Regions from separate parts of the Homo sapiens genome. Here region 1 is linked to region 2. Evidence: chromatin loops called from intact Hi-C (ENCODE). Cell type or tissue: heart left ventricle. All regions are shown on one strand. Links, peaks and the distances in the headings refer to the core of each region. The heading gives the core; the rest is flanking DNA. Region 1 overlaps FGD5 (FYVE, RhoGEF and PH domain containing 5). Region 2 overlaps GRIP2 (glutamate receptor interacting protein 2).

Region 1 (2,804 bases), core at 304-2,803, 420 kb before region 2:
GCCACCTCAGGGTACATGATAGGGGTGCACAGTGGTGTAGACAGTGCAAACCAGCTATCCACTTCATCAGAACCTTTTTTTCTTTGATGGTATTTGAAAGCTTTATTCCATCGCTGGAACAGGTTGAGAAATTATGTAAATTCCTCTTTCTAGAAGAAACTGTTTTGGAGTCATACTTAAGTCCATCATTCATTCATTCATTCATTCATTCATTTTATTTTTCGTTGAGATAGGGTTTCACTATGTTGCTCCGGCTGGTCTCGAACTCCTGGCCTCAAGAGATCCTCAGCCTCCCAAAGTCCTGGGATTACAGGCGTGAACCACCATGCCAGGCCCCTAAATCCACCTTTTAAAATAAGCTTATGCTGTCACTTCCATGACAACTGTTCAGTTTGTTTTGGAAAGATAAAAATCCCCCACAGTGTGGAAGACCCCACCTGTGGACACAGGCAAAGGCCCCTCAGGGTGGGGTGCAGCTTACCGGGTACCCAAGCCGCTCAGGCCTATGGCAGATCCCCTGTCTGCCTGCTTTGCTTAGAGTAAACAGATGTGGGGCCTTGCTAAGTGTTTAAGTATGGCTCCAAAGCAATTTCTTCTAGAAAGCCATCCTCTGTGATCCCTGGGAATGGGCACACGGCAACCTTCACAGTTGCAGGTCCTTCCAGAGGGAAGCTTCATGCCCCAAAGAAGGAAGTGCCTTTTGCACATTTGCTAGCATCTGTGGCCAGGGGAGAAGAGCCAGCCCTGACATGCATATCCCAGTGGAGCAAAGCACCCACCCTCTGCAGCTCGTCAGAATACATTTAACTCCCATTTTCAAAGCTGAAACTATGCCTGACCACCTAGAAGCCACCAGCTGGTGAAGCATGGAGATAGAAATGTTTCACATTATCCAACAGGTTCAGCCTGGGTCAGGGCCAGACAGCACCCTGCTACACAACCATGGCCACACATCTGTCTACTCTGGAAGTAAGCTTGATTTCCAAGGCTCTCTCACCTAAAGTAAGATATTCTATAAAATATAGATTTCAGTTTTCTTTAGAAGAATTACTAGAGTTACCCTATAAAAGAAATGGACAGACAAAAAGGGAGTAGCTTCCTCCACACTGCTGAATTTTGCCCCAAGCAATCTAAGCAGACAGTAGGAAGGTGTTTTCTTTTGTGGCATGGCTGGCTTGTTCCATCTTTGTCCTAGATGCTGGGCCTGTGCCATTTAAACACTTTGCGGCACAGCTTGGCATGTCCGTACCTTCTTATATCCACAAAGAAACTGCAAATTCCTTAGATTTTGAAGTGATATGTGGTTGTGTAGCCACAGCAACATTGAGCACATGGCATTGCTCACTAAAGACTTGACTGCCACCAGAACTGGCTCAGCAGCCAGGACTCACACAGCTTTGCAAGTGACAGGATGTGTGCAGGCCCCAGGGGGTCATTTCACAGGAGAGAGGAGAGGGGAGAGAGTGCAGATCACTACTACCTCACTGGCCATGTAGGTGTAGAGAACTTTGCCTTTGATGACAAACCAGAGCTTCTTCCAGTGCCGCTTGCCCCTCTTACACCGGCTGAGATAGCCACTGATGGCAGAGCCCTCTCCAGAGGCAGCCACCTGGCAGGAGGGAAGCAGAGCGGTCAGCCCACCCCGGTGGTCAGGCACAGTTCAAACAGAGCACAATTCAAAATGACACTGCAAACCATTTGGCTGACTACTTATACTGCTTTGACACTGGATAAGGTCTCAGGATCTATCCAGTACCAAAGTCAGCAAGATAGTGCTTCATGCTTTGAGAAACAGGATTTAATGAATGGACCCAGCTGACTTTGGGAATGCTGATGCTGCCCTCTAGTGGTTTTTCAGATTCTTGGTTCCCTCTCAACCTAAGCCCCTCAACTCAAGAAACTTCGTTCAGGTACTTCGGCGAAAGGTTCTTCCTTCTAAAATTAACTCTTGCACTTTCAACTTATCTCTTCCTCACATTTAGGGAGGGATCCTCTTTGTACTGTTGCCTAAAAGGTATTATAGTCTCCTGCCTAGTGGGGTGTGTGCAGCGTTAAGTCCTTTTATTATTATTACTACTCTTTGTGGTGGCGGGGGGTAGTAGTATTCTGTCCACAGGCTTTATGTGGTGAGGAACGCAGGCTTGGAGTTAATACCAACCTGGATTTCCCATTCAGGCTCTACCAATTACTAGGTGGTTAATGATGAGCAATTTGCTGACTTCTTCTAAGTCTCAATTTCCTTACTAGTAAAAGAGGAATGCAATGTAAAAAATGTGAGGTTTATACATATATGTGATTATGAAATGATCTCTAAGACAAATTAAGTGGAGAAAACAGAAGAGATTCTGTATAATATGTTGTCTTCTGGGTAGAAAAAGAAGATCTATGAATGTACATCTGTATTATGTATGTGCATGAAAATTTCCACAAGGTTCCATAAGAAACTTGATGGCAGTGGGATTGAGGGAGGCTGGGAAGGATGAGAAACTCACTTTTCATCATATGTGCTGTTTTGTACTTTTTTGGGAAAAATGTTTAACCATGTATGTGTTTTTTTTTTTTTTTTTTTTTTTTTTTTGAGACAGAGTCTTGCTGTGTCGCCAGGCTGGTGTGCAGTGGCGCCATCTCAGCTCACTGCAACCTTCACCTCCCTGAGGTTCAAGCGATTCTCCTGCCTCAGCCTCCCGAGTAGCTGGGACTACAGCTGCATGACACCACACCCGGCTGATTTTTGTATTTTTAGTAGAGATGGGGTTTCACTGTGTTAGCCAAGATGGTCTGGATCTCCCGACCTCGTGATCTGC
Region 2 (2,804 bases), core at 34-2,533:
TGGGTCTGGTGGTGCATGCCTGTAGTCCCAGATACTTGGGAGGCTGAGGTGGGAGGATCACTTGAACCCTGGAAGCAGAGGTATGGCAGTGAACTGAGATCGTGCCATTGCACTCCAGCCTGGGCAGCAGAGCAAGACTCTGTCTCAAAAAAAAAAAAAAAAAAAAAACAACGGATGATCGGGGTTCCCTTTGCTTCCTGCTGGCTGCTGGAGGAAAAGAGGCCACTGTTTCTTGTCATCAATGTTGTCATTATTGTGGGTGAGGTGTGATGTTTCTTTTCTTTACTGGTATTTGGGCAGAAGATGGCCTCAGGGTCCCCAGGTTGTGCTACATGAAATCAGAGCGTGAGTGACTGGGTGAATGAATTAATAAATAAGTATGAGTGAGTGAGTGAGGCCAAGGCTTTAGGAAGCTGGGTACCCCCTCGGGGGCCTCCTCCTCATGGGTCCCCGTGCTTGCAGATGAGCTGGAGACCACAGGTGCCGTCAGTTACACAGTGGAGCTGAAGCGCTACGGGGGTCCCCTGGGCATCACCATTTCGGGCACGGAGGAACCTTTTGACCCCATTGTCATCTCAGGCCTCACCAAGCGTGGCCTGGCTGAGAGGTGAACTGGGGCTCTGTGGGGACGCATGGTGGGCTCAGGGAACACAGGAAGCAAGAGCTGGGGCTATGGCAAAGCCAAGCAAGATTCTGACCTCTGTTCCAACATTGACACTGTGGGTGACATTGGGCCAGTCACTTCCCCTCTCTGAGACTCAGGTCTGCATTTGTAAAATGAGTGTCAGCCCCTGCCTGCCAGGGCAGAGGCCCACACCCCAGCAGACCTCCTGGCTCCAGGTAAGCACTGGGCCAAGGTGTGTGCATCTTCCTGCTCCTACCTGTGTCTGGAAGGTCAGCCCTGCAAGGCTATTTGGAGCGCCTGCTGTGTGCGGAATAGGATGGGGCAGTGCCCCAGTACCCTGGTCCCAGCACTGCCTAGGGCTTTCCTGAGGCATTGGGGGACTGTCCCTGCTGCCCCTAGACTCTGAAACTGTGGCAGCTGAGGGAGCTGTAAGAATGGAGCCCTGTCCCAGGGTGAGGTGGAGGTCAGAGATGGAACCCGACCCCCAGTGTGGGTGAGACCGAGCCTTCTCCCCCGAGCTGGGCAGGGATGAATCCGGCAGGCAAGGAAGCGGTGAGCTCCCAGCACAGCAACGAGCGGGCGGTAAAAGGAGAGCCTGGTGGGGGCTGCAGGGGCAGGACGCGTCCCGGAGGAGGGCACCGCGCAGGAGGGGCGGTGGCTGGGCGGGTGGGGAGAGGATGGGAGGGATTCCGGGACGTGGACCCTGCTCCTGGAGCGCCCCCTGCTGGACACCTGGCAGACTGCAGAGGTCGGTGTGGAACCCTTCTGACCCCAATGTCTTCATCAATTCGAGCATGTACTGGGCACCTGCTGTGTGCCTGGCCCCTCTGTCCTGGTTGCTGGGGCTGTACAGACAACCCTCCTGCCTTCGCCGGGCTGATGTAGCTCAGTGCTGTCCAACTGAAATATAATTTGAGCCACAAATTTAATCAGACACTTTCTAGTAGCCACATCTGCAAAGCAAAAAGATGAAATTCATCTTAAATATATATTTAGTTCAACATGTAATCAAATAAAAACCATTAAGAACATGTCTTATATTCTTTTTCATGTTACACCTTCCGTATCTGGTGTGAGTTTTCTGCTTTTAGCACATCTCAATTTGGGCAGTCACATTTGAGGGGCTCAGCAGCCACCTGTGGCTGGTGGCTGCCATATTGGACACTACAGCTCTGGTCCCCTCCCGGAGCCCACCATTCCCTGACTCGCTCACTATCCTCATCCCTGGGGAAGTGCAGGGCAATGCCCAAGCATGACTCTCCAGGAGCTCCCATATGGGGTGACATCTACAGCCCCAGAGGTTAAAGACCCCTGACCCTAGTCCTCTGCCTCCTTTTCCTCCACCTGGCTCAGGTCACTCTAAGCACCTGCTACAGCTTCTCCCCTGCTCAGCCCTGGCTGCTCCTCAGAATCACCTTCCTGCCCCATCCCCACAGGTACTATTTAATTGGTCAGATGTGGGGCCCAGGCACCTGCATTTTCAAAAAGCTCCTCAGGTCATTGTAATGGGTGTCCAGGTAGAAAACCACTGGGCCACAGCAGTGCTGCCGCCTGGCATCACCAGCCCTTCACGCCCTACTGTGAGGTCTGCTGGGCGCTGGTGATTATGCCCATTCTCCAGGTGGGAAAACTGAGGCCCAGGAAGGGGCAATGGCTACCAAGGGTGTCTGCTGGAGGGAAGTAGGAATCCATTCCGTTCATTCACGCCTCAGTTATGATTTGATAATTAAATTAGTATTATCACCCCCATTTTACAGATGAAGAAACTGAAACTCAAGGGTTTAAGAAACTGGCCCAAGATCACATAGCAAGTATTTGGCAGCTAGTATGTGGGATTCTCAAAACCTGTGTTGGACACTGGTTCCAGAACCTAATTTTGCAGTCAGGTGGGACAATCCCCTCCCAGGTTCTAGACTTTATGTCTCTATTAATGTGATCCAAGATCATACTTGCGTGCTTTTGTTTTGTTTTTGGCAGCTGGGTTTAACTGGGGTCAGCCAGACTTCTGCTTTGTGGCTCTCCTGGATTCCCTGAGGGCAGACTGCCACTCTGAGGCCCTGAGTGTCTAACTCCCATTCTCTGCCCTGCATCCACTCCTCAGGACTGGTGCCATCCACGTGGGGGACCGCATTCTGGCCATCAACAACGTTAGCCTCAAGGGCCGGCCGCTGAGCGAGGC

The links. A loop is a pair of places that touch in the nucleus more often than their neighbours do. Peaks named below come from ENCODE experiments on the same cell type or tissue, not always from the same donor. Only the 100,000 strongest peaks of a DNase experiment are listed, where the experiment ranks them.
Region 1: it touches region 2 in a loop (3-fold over the local background); 49 of 110 quality-filtered maps call a loop at or near these places.

Annotation. Positions count from the first base shown.
Region 1 is chr3:14,924,875-14,927,678 of GRCh38, reverse strand. It overlaps FGD5 (FYVE, RhoGEF and PH domain containing 5), which reads right to left. Exons shown (of 20, transcript NM_152536.4): 18 at 1,481-1,609. Among named protein-coding and RNA genes, the nearest start is that of NR2C2, 21 kb to the left of the region's middle. RefSeq lists a silencer at 1,743-2,037. In heart left ventricle, for the core only: a CTCF peak has its summit at 1,847 (motif pointing left); no DNase peak of the experiment used is centred there.
Region 2 is chr3:14,507,623-14,510,426 of GRCh38, reverse strand. GRIP2 (glutamate receptor interacting protein 2) reads left to right here. Exons shown (of 24, transcript NM_001080423.4): 17 at 463-607; 18 at 2,727-2,804. Among named protein-coding and RNA genes, the nearest start is that of GRIP2, 31 kb to the left of the region's middle. RefSeq lists a silencer at 1,257-1,306 and an enhancer at 1,172-1,466. In heart left ventricle, for the core only: a CTCF peak has its summit at 1,355 (motif pointing left); a DNase peak (open chromatin) is centred at 1,326.